Linked DNA regions of Mus musculus: region 2 is linked to region 1. Evidence: chromatin loops called from intact Hi-C (ENCODE). Cell type or tissue: left cerebral cortex. All regions are shown on one strand.

What was found. A loop is a pair of places that touch in the nucleus more often than their neighbours do. Peaks named below come from ENCODE experiments on the same cell type or tissue, not always from the same donor. Only the 100,000 strongest peaks of a DNase experiment are listed, where the experiment ranks them.
Region 2: it touches region 1 in a loop (2.1-fold over the local background); 4 of 42 quality-filtered maps call a loop at or near these places.

What each region holds. Positions count from the first base shown.
Region 1 is chr6:116,259,533-116,267,532 of GRCm38, forward strand. Washc2 (WASH complex subunit 2`) reads left to right here. Exons shown (of 31, transcript NM_026585.3): 30 at 959-1,136; 31 at 2,803-3,139. The coding sequence ends at 2,942. Zfand4 (zinc finger, AN1-type domain 4) reads left to right here and starts at 4,687. Exons shown (of 10, transcript NM_001309446.1): 1 at 4,687-4,780. In left cerebral cortex, a CTCF peak has its summit at 7,685 (motif pointing left); DNase peaks (open chromatin) are centred at 4,628, 4,959 and 6,925; H3K4me3 peaks cover 1,283 bases; H3K27ac peaks cover 532 bases.
Region 2 is chr6:116,334,183-116,342,182 of GRCm38, forward strand. It overlaps Marchf8 (membrane associated ring-CH-type finger 8), which reads left to right and starts at 3,840. Exons shown (of 8, transcript NM_001302383.1): 1 at 3,840-4,033; 2 at 4,204-4,308. In left cerebral cortex, a CTCF peak has its summit at 4,098; DNase peaks (open chromatin) are centred at 3,806 and 4,223; H3K4me3 peaks cover 1,991 bases; H3K27ac peaks cover 831 bases.

The DNA of each region.
Region 1 (8,000 bases):
AGTCAGATCTCGTTACGGATGGTTGTGAGCCACCATGTGGTTGCTGGCATTTGAACTCTGGACCTTTGGAAGAGCAGTCGGGTGCTCTTACCTGCTGAGCCATCTCACCAGCCCCAGGGGTAGTTCTTGCTGCCTTTAATCTGTTATAAGTGTTGGATTATTTTTAAAAATGTTATTGTAGTGCAGGGGATAGAGCTCAAAACCCAGTACGTGTTAGGCAGATGCTGTACGGAACCACAGCATAAGCCCTGGGCCTTTTTATTTAGCATAGCATAGCATAGCATAGCATAGCATAGCATAGCATTAGCATAGCACTAGCATATAGCATTAGCATAGCACCAGCATAGCATTAGCATAGCATTAGCATAGCATTAGCATAGCATGTGTACATGATTTTCATTATTTTTTGTTTGCTGTTTTAAAGAGTTTGTAGAATGGTGCTGTGGTCAGCTTTGTTGGCATGTCATTCTGTGACATGTATGACCTCTCTCGGCACAGCTGTGTGTTTAAGCGCTGATGCTGGTTGGGACCCTGACTAGCCGAGTTTTGACAGTAAACTGTAGTAGTTGTTCAGCAGGTGTCTATGAGCACAGTGGTCGCCGTGCAGCAGGATAGCCAGGGCATGTGTTCTGTCCTGACATCTCAAGGCCCGAGATCCAAACTGAGCAGCAGGTGGTGAAGGTGATCTCAGATGGCATGAAATGTCACGACGAACATTATGTGGGGCAGAGTGGCTGGGTGCAGTGGGACGCTGCTCTCCAGGCCACCCTCAGGACCTCACTGCAGAGCTGCCATTTGCAGATGGCGAGGGTGAGTTTTGCAGAGACCTGGGGGAGTGTCTTGCAGTCCTCAGGGGAGACTGTGCTTGACAGTGCATTTCTATAAATTATTGAACTACTTTAGTTTTAAAAATGCGTTTATTTACAACAAAGAATAAACTGTTTTTGGACTTAACTAGGATGATATATTTGCTACGGAAGCAATTAAACCTTTTCCAAAAAAGAGAGAGAAGGGGAGGACTTTGGAGCCCAACTTATTTGATGATAATATTGATATCTTCGCTGACTTAACTGTAAAACCCAAAGAAAAGTCCAAAAAGAAAGTTGCAGCCAAGTCCATGTTTGATGATGACACAGGTGAGTGTTTATCTAGATCACGCCACTGCTTGGGGGCTGTTTGCTGTCAGTCATGTTGGTCCTTTCCTGCACTTTGTTCCCCAGTAGGTTCTCCTTGCTGTTAGTCTAAGCACATGATATGTAGGTGGACTAGTCATTTTCATGCGGCAGCCATAGGCTATGCTGAGTGAGTATCAAGGTTTAAGACGGTGCTCAGCACTTGACCTGAAGAAGAAATTAACTTCTGCTGTCATCTGACAACACCAATGACTTTCAAAGGAGAGTCTATCAGAAACTTCTTCCATGTGCTATCAGCAGGCCATGAAGCTGGTTGAGTCAGGATTCTAGCTGGACAATGAGGGACAGCAGCCAAGAGACTGGAGGGTCAGTAACAGAGAGCAGGGCTGTGCCGCGAAGTCACAAGTGAGACTCGGCAGCTCCCTGGGTTCCTCTGTGTTTCTGAACACGCTGTACCCACTCCTCAGCTAACAAGCAAGCCAGATGCTGATCTGAACACGCTGTACCCACTCCTCAGCTAACAAGCAAGCCAGATGCTGATAGCTATAAAGTTTGCCTCCTGATACATCCTGTGTTGGTCAACCCAGACTGAAGCCCAAAATACACACGTCCTCTCTTTGTCCCTCCAGGCCTGGGCTTTGAGTTGCAGAGCCACGCTGACTCTGTCTCCCTGGCAGACTTTGGGCTCCGTCCTCACATGTCTGTCTTTACAGCACAGAGTTACAAGAGACTTGGGCTGCTTATTTCCTTTGTTCATTTTCTGACACATGATCTTGCTGTGGCCCTGGCTGCCTGTGCTGTGCACTCCTGATCTTAGCTGGGGTTACAGGCATGACTTTCTTTCATTATTAAATTGTAATACATGCTTATGTGGCAGTCATACGATTTAGAACATTTTGTTAAGTGGAGGGATTAAAGCTTTAAAGCTAGCCAGTGTTAAGTTTGCTGTGCATCCTCTAAGACTGTGATTTACATAGGAATAGTAGTAAGCAAGTGCACCTTTTCTACTTCCAGTCAGTTTAAATGTGTTTGATTTCAGTGTTTTGAGTAATACTGCTTTGTGTTAGCCATTAGCACATTGACAATCTAGATCTCTAGTTTGATATAGATAATGCCATGGTCTTTCATTATGTCTTTACGTACACAGGATGAATTTGATGCAGTAGAACCCTGCTGATAAAATTACGTGGTAAGCAGCAGAGCATAGCTAAGCTGAGTCTGAAGCACTAATATGAGTGGAACCAGACTCCATTCTTACCACTGAGATGTGCGCTCTGAGCGCATCCTATATTGGATTTCTGTTTGTACATTCTTACTCTTCTTAAAATCCAGAGTGAAAAGAAGGCAGAAAGAGAGAAAGAGCAGTTCCAGGTGGTGAGGCCCTCGCTGAGGTGGAGAACCGCTCCACCCTCCTGTTTCTGACTTCAAGTGCAGACACACTTCTGTAGCTAGAAACTTATGTTCAGAAAGAACCCGATGTTCGTTCATATGTCCTTACAAAAGTTGGGTGCCACCAACTGAGCCAGGCCCAGAATCTAAGAGGTTTGACTTCGATGTTGGTGGTCTTAGTGTGTTATTAGAATTGGGCTTTACAGTTTGTGTGCATGTGTCTCAAGTTCCCATTTTCTTGTTTGCCTGTCTTAACATCTTTCTTTTTTTCTTTTTAAAGATGACATTTTCTCCTCTGGCCTCCAGGCTAAAGCATCCAAACCCAAAAGCCAATCTGCAGAGGCAGCATCTGAACAAAGATCTGAGCACAAAGTGGCCAGCATTTTTGATGACCCCCTGAATGCCTTCGGAAGCCAGTAGAGCATGCGCAGCATGCGGGGCCTTCACAGTTCACCCTCCCATTCTGTTTTTCACGTAGTGACGTGCTCTCCTAACGCTGTCTTCACGGGCTTACAAGCAGATACTCACTCACTTCCTTTACCCAATGTAGCTGATATTTTTCTGCATTGATTTTAATTATGCTTAAAATTACAAATAAAAAATAAACGCTTCACAGAGGTTTGTTCTTACTTAATAAGAGTGCATGGAAGCTCATGCTAACAGGAGACACTGCTTTGTGGCTTCATGTGTGGGCAGGGAGTGCAGATCGAGCAGTGGTCAGGCACCAGACCTGAAGGGTTTGCTCTGTCGGTGGGTCTGGGTGCTGTGATGGTCTAGCACGTGAAAGGTTATGCATTTATGGGTTCTAAGCCCATGAGAAGAGCTTTCTACTGAATTCCCAAAAAGTGGGTCTGCAATCTTGTAAGGGGAACTGTGGTCCTCTGTTGTCTTAATAATGTGCAGAAAGTTTTATTGGAACACAGCCTCCATCATGGCTACATTATCTGGCTACCCCAGTCAGAATTCAGAAGTGACAGGAAATGGGATTTTTTATCTGTAGGCAAAAATTTGCCTCTCATAGCTTTTGTTTCCTCCTTTGTAAATGGTTTCAGTACTAAAATTGCAAGATTGTTGTTGAGAATAGACCTTTTTGTCTGCCCTTTAAAATGGTAGGTTATGACTGGTGATGTATGGTTTGATGAGGTTATGAAATGTTAAGCTAAAAAAATAAAATTTAAGCGCATCCACTGGATGCTAGAGCACGTGAGTGCTGTGAGTGATCACGATGTCCTGCGCAGGCACTGTCCTCCTAGGCTCTGTTCATGTTACCATCATGGCTCTGGCCTCAATAGAGTTGGAAGTTATCAGCCCAGTCATGGGCTGAGTTTAAGAGCAAGAGGCTGACAAAAGGCCTCACCATACCATCTACCTCAGTCCCGAGGAGTTGAAACTGTGGAGACTAGTGGCTCAGGTCTCGGAGGATAATGAGAGGGTGGGAGAAGACTGATCAGGGCCAGGGTTCTTTTGCAAGTTGACTATGAGGGAGCGCTTTCATGGTCCTCTGCAGTCCTCCTGGTAAAACACTTGAGTTGAACCTCCTATGAAGGAACCGAAGCAGCAGGGGCCCAACCTAGTTGGAAGGCATGTGTAGTCAGAAAGCCAGTCAGTTTATATCCCACTTCAGCTCGGTGCACAGCAAAAGTAGGACGGGATCTGAGCTCAGGTTGAGACTGTTTGACCTATAATCTTCAAATAGTTGCTCAAATGCAAAAGGCATATAGAAATGTTCCCATTTTACAGATGACACAACTGAGTCAGAAATGTTAGGAGAACGTGGAGTACAAGAAAAGGGTGACTAGCATGGACATCCTTTTAAGTGTCCTAGGCCATGAGTAAATAACAAATGCCAAAGACCCTCCTATCCCCAAAGAACCTTAGAAGTGCCCCAGCCACTCTGGTGCCGGCTCTTCCCAGACGCTGTGCCCCGTCTCCAGTCTCCTACCCTGCCCTAGACGGGTCCTGCAACCAGTTATAAAGAGTCAACATACGGGCCAGTTCTAACCGACAACCCTTCCTGAAAGCCCGTGCGACCCCGGCGTCCGAGCAACCGCCAGCCGCGGAAGACTAGGCCCCGCCCCTCGCGAGCTGATTGGAGGGCGTCGGCAGCGCTGATCGGCGATTGGTGAGCGGTGTCACAAAGGGCGGGACCGGAGCTTCGCGGGCCAGCGTAGGCCGGCGTCTCGGGCGCGCGAACTCCTATCCGCCTGCGGGCAGGCGAGCGAGCGAGCGGGCGGACGCGACCACCGGAGGGCGAGCGGGTGAGGGGCGCGGCGGGGCGGGGCGCGGCGCGGCCCGGAGGGAGGGCGGGTGGTGGAAGGGCCTGCTGCGTCTTCGCTGCCCCGGTGCGCCCGCCTCAGCTGCAGCCTGGTCACACCCGTGCTTCTCTGCCTACGGACTCACGGACAAATTGGTCGTACCCGTGGCTCGGGGTGCTGCTGACCCGACTTTGGGTCTGAGTGTGGTCCCTGCTGGTTGTGGCCCCAGGGCAGCACCCCCGCACTTGTGCATCGCTCCTAGGCCAGAGTGTGGTTCTAATCTGTAGCTCGATTTTCACACATCTGTAAAAGGACAAGAGTCACCTTTTTAAAAGGCTGCAACATATTGTGGGTATATTTATGTTGGGGGGAAAAATTAAAAACTAACTCGTCGTGTGACTAAGTTCCTGTGGACGAGAAGGAAGCAAAGGCCAAGGTACTGAAATTACCCCTTGAGTGCAGTTATTGCCGCTTTTGTTGGTTGGTTTTAGACATTTCAAAAGATGAAAGAAATGTTGGAAATTCACTTTGATTTTTCTCTAACAGTTTTCAAGATAAATTAGCAATTTAATCATCGTTTTATTTACTTATATTATTAAACATCACTATACGTTTTTATTGTCAATTGGTTTTCCAGTGCTCATTCATGCATACCACGGGCCACTTTGAGGATGCTTGCAGGCCTCAATGGACCCAGTTTTAGTACGCTAGGTCATTGGCCCACTTGAGCTTCCACTAGGCCATGTAATATTCTGCTGTGGTTTAGCCGGCCAGCACAACCTTTTGTCTTGTTACATTAATTTCCTTTGCTGAGAAGTATGACACAGCCGGGCGTGGTGGCGCACACCTTTAATCCCAGCACTCGGGAGGCAGAGGCAGGCGGATTTCTGAGTTCGAGGCCAGCCTGGTCTACAAAGTGAGTTCCAGGACAGCCAGGGCTGGACAGCCAGGGCTATACAGAGAAACCCTGTCTCGAAAAAAACAAAAACAAAAACCCAACCAACCAACCAAACAAAAAAGTATGCAACACAATTGCTTTCAGATATGGTCACCACCCTCGGTTCTTTTTGTGTATTGGAAATTATGCCACTAACTGGGACCAAACTTCATTTGGGAGTTCTTGTACCACTGATGATGCACCTACTGCTGTGCTGATTTTCTTCTACTTATAGGCACGTTAGTCTCATTTCAGATCTGTGCATTGAAGGATTACATGTTGCCTATGCGTATTTCACTATAATGCTGTTTTTTTTTTCTTTTTCTTCTTATAATGCTGTTGTTTTGTTTTGTTTTTGTGAAATTGCAGATTGAGCCCAGGGCCTAATATGTGCTAGGAAATACCCTATCACCTGGCTTCACATTTACCATGAGTGATGTAAGAGTGAGTAGTGAAATACAAACAGTACCACTGTTGCGTAGTGTACTCTTGCAGCTCTGACCCACAGTACTGGGAGCACAGTCCTTGTGTTGCTGCTGTTGTTTGTTTCTCATTAGTTCATATGTTGTGCAACTCCACTCAGAACAACTGTGCTCTTAGCAACAATGTTTCTTCCTGTGATGCCGTTTTTTTTTTTTTAAAGGAGCGTTAGCTATCTGCATAATTCAAGCTTCCTAAGAATGTTTTATATTAGAACTATGAAAACTCCCCTCTACAGTAGAAGTATCTGTGTATACGTGTTCATCATGATTTATAAGAATTCTGGCGTAGTGAATCAGAATGTGACTCCAGAGGAAACCAGTATCCCTCCACAGTATAATCACTGTGCCATTTCTATGACTATATAGTTGACTGTTAATTTTCTCTAATCTAAGGATTAGTGGAGAAAGGGAGTTGTTTTGAATTGAATTTCATTGAACAACCTTTAATGCACGCTAATGTGTGCAGACGGCTGAAGTGAGTGATAGAGACATTGTCCCTCCCTTACAACGCTTGTAGTTTACCAGCACGGGTGACAGACACAGAAACAGTCCAGTTTTGATGGGTATCATGGGTGGAAAAGATAGTAAGCATGAAAGATGTTGTGGGATCCTTGGTATTGGAGCCGCGGCTCTGGGGAGAGGTGTCTGGTTACTAGGCAGGCTTTGCATTATAAGCAGGCATTCTCTTTGAAGTGTGCCCCTCTCCGCGGAGCTGAGCTTTGAAAGCCGATTGGTAGCTTCTCAGGAAGCCTGGGAGGAGTTGGCCTGAGTAGGACAAAGCGGGAGCTCTAAGACTATGAGTAAGCTATGAGTAGAGGTACAAGGAGCGCAGGCATTGCTGGGGGAGTGCGGGTAAGTGAGCATGGCTGGGAGATGAAATATGCATGCTGGGAAGTCTTTCTAAGGAGTTTGAACATTGTTGGACAGATGGTGGAAGCCATGATAGGGCCTTGAGCTAGAAATAATAGGATCAGTTTACATTTTCAAAGGATAGCTGTGCTGACATCCCAGGTCATTAGGAAACTGCCCCTTGAAGCCAAAACCCGGAAGACTGACAGTGCAAAACCCTGTGATGGCCTGGGGTAACAGGAACTCCTGAGTCACTGGTGGTTTCACTACCTTGGCATATTGTGTGGCAGTTTCTTTAAAAGAGAAACAAGCACAATGGGGCTGTGGGTTTGGCTCAGCTGTTGAAGGTAAAGTGTTAACTACACAAGCATGAAGAGCCTAGCTTGGATCCCCAGCACTTACCGGAAAAAGCTAGGCACAGCAGTGTGCACCTGTCCTCTGAGGGTTGGCAGGAGGAGCCCTCGCCTTGCCAGTCAAGCTGAGTGGATGAGCAGATCAGTGACACCTTAAGAATATAAAATGGGGCTGGAGCTCTGACTCAGTGGTTAAGAGCACTGACTGCTCTTCTAGAGGTCCTGAGTTCAATTCCTAACAACCACATGGTGGCTCACAACCATCTGTAATAGGATCTGATGCCCTCTTCTGGTGTAGAAGAAAGCTACAGGGTATCATACACTTAAATAAATCTTAAAAGAGAATATAAAGTGGAAAGTGATAGAGGAGGCCATCTGATGTTGACTGCTGGTCTCCACATGCAAATATATACATGCACACAATGTATACACATGTGCACAAAAGGCTGAAAATACTCGCTTTAAAATCTAGCCTAAATAAGTTTTTTAAACTTTATAACCTGTGTACAGTTTTGCTTCATAATTGTCAGAAAATGGGGAATGTAAGATATTTCTCAGGATAATGGATAAATGAAACTAATGCATACACACAGTAGAATATA
Region 2 (8,000 bases), 75 kb after region 1:
CACAAAATTGAGGTAAAGTCACACAGGAAGGAACCAGGAATGAGAACTCTGCTGTATTTCTTCTAATGAAGATACTAGACTAGAAGCGTAGGCCCCTGCTCTGACCTAACTTAATCACAATTATGTCCTTATACTTAAGGAAAGCACATTGGGGCTTAAGGCATCAATGTGAATTTTGGTCAGAGGTATGAATTCATTCCACAATATTCCACTATTGTCCCCACAAATTCATATTGTTATGTGCAAATGTAAATGGAAAATTATTTTTTGCCCCACAGCCCCACAGCCCCACAGCCCCACAGTCCCACACTCTCAATTTGTTTCATGAGACCTGATAGATAGTCCATTCTATCTTAAATGCCATCTATAGCAGGTGTAGGTAAGACTGAGTCTGATTCAACCTGAAGCAAAATCTCTTCACCAGCTGGAAACCTGTGAAATCAAAAAATGTTATGCTTCCACAATCCAACAATGGTCATAACATAACTGCTGCAGAAGGGAAAAGCAGTGAGGGATGAGAGTTCCTAAAGTGAGTCCCAAGCCTAGCAAGGCAAATCTATTAGACCTTACTGTGCAAGAGATACCCTTTGTATTCATCCCATATACAGTCACCAAACCCAGACAGGAGCCTGATATAGCTCTCCTGAGAGGCTTTGCCAGTGCCTGACAAGTACAGTGGCCTATGCTTGCAGCCAATCATTGGACTGAGCACAGGGTCCCTAATGGAGGAGTTAGAGAAAGGACTGAAGAACCTGAAGGGATTTGCAACCCCATAGGAAGAACAACAAAATCAACCAACCAGACCATCCCCCAGAGCTCCCAGGGACTAAACCACCAACCAAAGAGTACACATGAGGGGACCCATGGCTTCATATCTTCCTAGTCTTCCTGATTTCCCTCTGAACCTTAAGTGCCTCAGAAGGTGGAGGCTCCATCTGTTAAAGTTTCTTTAGACTTACTACGGATGTTGAGCATATCTACTAACATCAAAAGAGTCTTAGCCTGTCTGGACTAAGGGGATGTCTTTTCTATTCCTGCACAAACATCATGACCAAGAAGCAAGTTGTGGAGGAAAGGGTTTATTCAGCTTACACTTCCATACTGCTGTTCATCACCAAGGAAGTCTGGACTGGAACTCAAGCAGGTCAGGAAGCAGGAGCAAAGCCCACGGAGGAATGTTACTGGCTTGCTCAGTGTGTTTTCCTGTAGAATCCAGAACAGCCCAGGAATGGCACCACTCACAATGGGCCCTCCTACCCTTGATCACTAATTGAGAAAATGCCTTACAGCTGGATCTCATGGACACATTTCCACAAGGGAGGCTCCTTTTTCTGTGATAACTCCAGCTTGTTGACACACAAACCTAGCCGGTACAGGGGATATGATCTTGCTTGGAGACTTAAGGAAATCTAGAAGACAGATGTCAATACTTAAGACATCAAATCACATAAACAATAACAGATATAGTCAATTGTCATGATTAAGATTAGCACTTAAAATGGCAAGGCCATGATTGTGTGCTAACGATGTTAGTGAATGATTAAACAAGGCAGAATCAGACAGATTTAATTTATGCTTACAAATGTTAGTGAATTGAGGACACATTGTTCTTGTGCTGTTGCCAAAATATTGAGTGTGATTAGGTCTTGTGATATAGCCACCTTCATCTTAAGTTTTGAGTTTAAAAAATGAGATGCTAAACTAAAAACCATTTAAAATACTGAAAGCAATGTGTCTTTTCTTCTTATAGGGATACAGAGTCTTGTTCTGTTGTTCAGGCTAGCTTCAGGGCTTGATTCAACTCAGTGATATCCAGCCTCAGCCTTTGGTATAGATGGGGCCACAGGCATGTGCCTCCATGCCCACTTTTGGATTTTTTTCCATTCTAGAGTTGTCTAAACACCTCATTCTAGAAGAATGAGTCTTTACAAAGAAGGAGAAGTGTCAGGTCATCTAGGACTGGACTCTCTGGAGCCACAAGAAACCTCTTTCACAAGCTATCCCAGGTGTTGCTCTTGTGGAAAGCTGTCCAAGACTTAAAATCAGGAAGTGTGGATTCAAGGGCTGCTTTTCAACAGCATAGTTAAGATATAGATATTCATCTCTTAATTTGTTTCTGTTATTCCTCACACTTCAGATTCACCTTGTTCAATGCCATTATGATCATAGACACCAGCAGTATATTTTGTCACTGTTTTTTTTTTTTTAGGTCAACTATGTAGTCTAGGCTTGACCTTGAATTCCTGATCTCTTGAAAACCTCCTGGGGCAGAAATTACACATGCACACTAACATCGACTGTAACAGCATCTTTTGTTTGCAAGGAACCCGTAACTGATAAACGTGTGCTTAAGCATTTGAAGAGTTGAGTGTGACTAGTTGTAGGGTAACATTGGCCCCCTGGCTCATGCCTCACTTGGCATCCCCTGATCTACAGTCTAGGAGGGAAGTCATCCCCTTTAGCACAGACAGGAGGATTTTTACCAAAGGCCACGAGGCTTCTTGCATTGAGCAAATGGTCACCTCAAAGCAACTGCTTTTTTTCTTTATTTTAGCAGCTTTACCTTCTAAGTACAGAGGTTTCTTCCCACTTCCTGTTTGTTCCCTTGTTTGGACAGATGCAAGATTTTGGTCTCAGGACTCAGAGCTTTGTTTTAGATGAAGAGAGGCTTCAGAAATCTCTTGGGTAGGGAATCCTTGTGTTAGGAGACTCTAGCTTTGCCTAAATAATATTTCCAGCTCCACAACTACTCAGACACTTCTAGAACTTGGAAATCTTTGTCACTTCGGATGGCAGGCTCCCACACCCCCAAATCACTTAATTGACTCTTCTTGCCCATGTACGACACTAATGGAAGTTTAGTCCTGCCTTATAGGAAAGCCTGCCACCAGGGCAGGAGGATTCTCTCAGGTTGTAGCTGCTGCTTCCCACAGCAAAAATCTGCACGAAAAAAATTCACCATTCCATCTTCTAGATGAATGTTGCTTTCAAGGTGATCTACAGGAATGGACCCATTTTTTGCTTTGCTACATGGATCCAGATGTTTTGTCTCCTGACAGTTTGCTCTCTAAACAGCATAGTATGCAAACTGACCAGCATATTTGAGTATGCTGAGTAACCTGATTAGCTAAACCAACAGACTTACTTCTAGACAATAGAAAATCGTGGAGTACTGCAGGGATTGCCTTACAAATCTCTCATGAATTTAAAAAAAAATACCTTGAATGTACCGTGTAATAAAGATTATTGGATAAATAAAACTGCCAGTGGCCAAAACCTCTCCTTCTGTAAGATGTGACTTAGGAAAATTAGAATGTCAAGAAATTGTAAAAGTTAGGAATGATAGCTTCTGAGAGAATCTTTGGGTCCAACCAACAGTACTGTGGTGGGGACAAGTCACAACACCAGTGTACAGGTATAATCAGGGATGAGTTTAATGTAGACAAAGTAGAGTCAAATACGTCTTGTCTACATGGACAGAAATATCCTCATAAAAATTATGAATACCATATTTACATATCCATACCATATACACTCAGAGTCTCTCTAGGTTAGGGAGTGAGAGAAAAAACAAAACAAAAAACCCTGCTCGTCCATACACACAAACGTTTTACCGCGTAGTTCTCGCTCCCACTTCATTTGCTAGCGCACCGGAAGGTTTACCTTTCTCTACACTGAGAAGGTGAAGCCGGGCGGAGTCTACCAGCAGCCTCACCCAGCGCCAGTCTACCAGGCGGCCGCCGCCGCTACCCCGCCTTCCCAGCGCCCCAGGTCGCCAAAGCAACGCTTTTAGCCTGAGGCGCGGCGGGGCACGTGACCGGCGCGTCACGTGACCGGTCAGTCGGCGTCCTCTCGCTGGGTGGTGTAGGCTGCGCGCTGACCCAGCGGCCCTGCTGCGTCCGGCCCGGGTCATGCAGGAAGCGGGCCGCGCGTGGAGCTCCGCGCCCACCTGAGCTGCTCGCGCCGAGGTGCGGCGTGGCGGGGCCGCGCGCTCCGGGCCACCAGGGGTGTGGCCGCTGGGAGGCCGCGACAGGTGGGTGCGCGGAGGTCTCGGGCCGGGGAGAGGCCGCGTGCTGCGGGGCGGGGTCCGGTCACCCTATCGGCGGGCGGCCGAAGGTCTCGGGCTCTCTCAGGTGAAGTCCTGCCCGGGCTGGGCTGTGAGGGCGCGCACCGGGCAACCCTCCCTCCCTGCCTCTGCTTCAGTCTCCGCGTCCGTCCGAGATGGAAGTGTGGATTCCTGGTGTCTGAGTGCCTGACGTGGCGTCTGGACGGTGCTGCTCTAGTAGAAGCGCTGGAGGCAAAGCGTAGGTAGGCTGCTTTACATTTTAATCGCCGCCCATTTGCTCGTCTTTAAAAATGTTTTTTTTTTTTTTTTGGACTCCTTCATCTGAGTCAAGTTTTTTTAAATAGGGAATTTATTAGGGGAGGATTATAATGGCTCACGTTCTTCTCACGTATCTTTAACGCAGCTAAACCTCCCTTAAAAAGAAAACACGCTTCTCTGAAAGCCCATTTGAAAAAAAAAAAAAAAAAAAAAACAACAACAAAGGAAGAAAGAAAGCCAGCCCTTTTCTGCTTCTTTGTCTCCCCCACGTAAAGACACACAGTGGTCATACAGCTGTCAAGATTTATTATGAAGTGGTTTTTTTTTTTTTTTTTTGTCGTTTTATGTTTTTGTTAATTTGATGATGTCTCAAGATACGTATGAAGTATGGCCCTTCCCATTATTTTTTTTTTTCTTTATTTTGTTCGATTATATGTTATGCAATTAGAGAAATAATAAATATATAACTTATCTCTTGGAAAAAACAGCAGTATTTCTGATCAGCCCCAGGAGGGACTGCAATCGTGCTTCTATATAGTAGACTTCACATGTACTTGCTTGGTTAGTTACTCAAAATGGGAGTGGAATACTTCATTTAGAATACTCAAATCACGTGCTGTGAAAAAGAATGTATGAACTATACATGGAATGATGTGGACACTTTTTTTTTTAAAAACTAAATGTTGAAAATCTGAAGCAAGAAAATTTTGCATTTTGAGAGATTCAGTGTGTGAGACCCTATGTTCAATAAAATCAAACGAAATATCCTGTTGGATGCAGTGAATGAGGGTATGCAGAGTGTGAAATTACTGAGGAAGTTAAAATAAAGAGCCATGTGTACTTTCCTAACTTCTTGTTTCTGGAGACTTTATTGATAAGAGATGTACTGAACTTTGATGTTAGCAGGGAAAATCGCTGGGCACGGTGGCGCACTGTGATCCTGGCAGTGGGAAGATAGAGGCAGAGAACACATTTTAAAAAGTTTGTCCTTTGTGAGGAGGTGGCTGTTGGTCGTCTAATGTCTGTGACACCCAGGTGAGGTACATTGTCTTTTCCAAGACAACTCCCTCCTTTACCTTCTCTTTAAGTATAGGCAGACGATGAAACTGTGTTGCATGTCTTGGCTACATCCAGGATTGTCAGATGAAACACACGATTCACAATTAAATATGAATTTTAGGTAAACACAAAATATGTGGAATGTACCTAAACTAAAAACAAATTTATCATTTATTTGAAGACAAGGTTTCCTTGCTTCTTGTTGCTAAATGTGAGTGTTTTAAGTCCAGCATGGCTATGTCATTTAAACCAGCATTAGGAGAAATTAGTTCAAGGCCCAGACAGGATGGAATAGATTCTCTTGTTAAGCTTCCCTGTTGGGGGCTGCAGATGTGGTTCTGTAACAGGGGGAACGCGTAGCACGCACAGGGCCTTTGTCCAGTCTCGGATAACAAAACAATCAACCAGTGGGAGCGAGAAATGAAGAGCCCTCTTTACTGTTGGGTGAGCCATCTGCTTGAAGGGCATCTTCTGTCACAGGAGTTCTGTCCCTCTTTTTCCTCTACCATGTTCTGTTTCTTCACTTTTCTTTCTGAGGATTAAACACAGGCTCTCACACAAACCAGGTAACTGCTCTGTGACTGGTTCTGCAGCCCACAGCCCGTTGTTTATAACGTCCCACGTGAGTACTGATTTCATGTCCCCTCTCTCTCCATTTCTCCCTCTGCTCCCACAGCTTCCTCTGAAACATATGGCCTCTTAGCCTCGTAGTCTTTATTATTGTTTTACATACACACATGAACACATGAATTCTGTTCCTTTAGTATTTCTTGTATGTATATGTGGTTAAGGCTGACCATTTGGGATTGGAGGATTGGGTAACCTATCAGGGAACTTATCCCTGGAGAAGATTGGTTTGCTCTCTCTCAGCAGCGATTAATTGCCTGTAGCTCTTCTTCCAAGGGTGGGGTCTTGTGAGATTTCCCTCATCCACATTGTTATATCAAAAGATGCTGCCATTGTTCAGGTCTTCCCTAAGAAACCTTACTGATGAGATTTTGTGGCTGCAGTGTCCCTGTCATACAGAAGACACTATCATGTAGCAGACAACCTGGGCATCTGGCTCCTCCATCTTTGCTCTCTGTCTTCTGATCTGTTCCCTGAATCATTGTGGTTGTGTTGTAGATCTATCAGTTAGGGCTGTTGTTCACCCAACAGCCCGTTATCTGCAGTTGGCTCCCCTTGTGGCTTTCTGTACTGGCTCCTGTCTGTCACTTTAAGAAGCTTCTGTGATAAGGAGGGAGACCTATACTTATTTGTGAGTATGATGGTATTTACAATGCAGTTAGAAATTATGCTGATTTACTAGAGCAGGTCCTTCTCTAGGGTCATAGACCTCACCAGTCAGGGGTAGTTGGTTAGATTTATAATATGAGACATTTTCCTCTCCTGTTGAGCTTGCTTTAAGTCCAAATAGATAGCTATTGGTTACTCTCAGCATCCAAGTGCTGGTTCCTTAGTTACTTTGCTATTGCTGTTAAAAGACATCATGACAAAGGGAACTTGTAAAAGAAATCATTTAACTTAGGACTTGCTTACAGTTTCAGAGGGTGAGTTTGTGACCATCATGGTGTACAGCCTGGCAATAGCTGAGAGCTTACATTTGATCCATAAGCACGAGGTAGGGGCGGTGGGGGTGGGGATGGAGGCTGTGGGGGGTGGGGGCATAGGCAGACTGACTGACTAGGCATGGTGTGGGTTTTTGCAACCTCAAAGTCCACCTCCAGTGACACACTTCCTCCAACAAGGCCACACCTCCTAATCCTTCCCAAAACAGTTCCACAACTAGAGACCAAACATTCAGATATCTGAGCCTATAGGGTCATTCTCATTGAAACCACCACATCTCTGTTGCACCTTTTGGAATATCTTGTCTTTCTGGTCATTGCTGTGGTTTGTAGGTGGTACAGTTGGATAGTATTGTTGCATCATTTCCCTCCATTGGCAAATTGCATAGCACCTTCCAGTACTGTGAGAGCTAGTCCTTAAGGAAGAGGTCTTCACAGCTAGCCTAATTCCTCCAAGTCCTGTGTCAGAAATATGTGCCTTCTTTAGCAAAATGGAGTTACTTTCAAACTTTGGGAGGTGATCAAGAGCAATGGCAATAGCCTGCATTGTTTTGGTAGTCTCTTGGGCTCTCCTGACTAACCACTCCAAAGGATTCTTTCATGATTGTCACTGGAATTTTTGTTAGGTAGTCTGTAGTTTTTGAGGGGGAGTGTTGTTACCCCAAGTGGAATAACTTTGTTTAAGTACACACATATATATGCACATGCATTTCTACACATTATATGTATTTTATGTATTATGTGTATTTTAAGTAAACAAAATAATCTGCTTTCCCATGGCTTTTTCAAATGTCCCTGTGTGATTTATTTCTCCTCCCTCTCCCTGTGGATTGTCCTCGTTTTCCCAGGAATGTTTGTTGATCTTCTCTTTTTTTACTATTGATCTGCATGTCTATTTTTGAGCCAAGATCATGCTGTTGTATTATGATAGCTCTGTAATATACTTGAAATCTGGAGTGGCAATCCCTTTGATATCATTCTTTTTGCTCAGAATTGCTTTATTTTGTAGGATCTTTTGTGGTTCATATGAATTTTAGAATTTCCCTCCT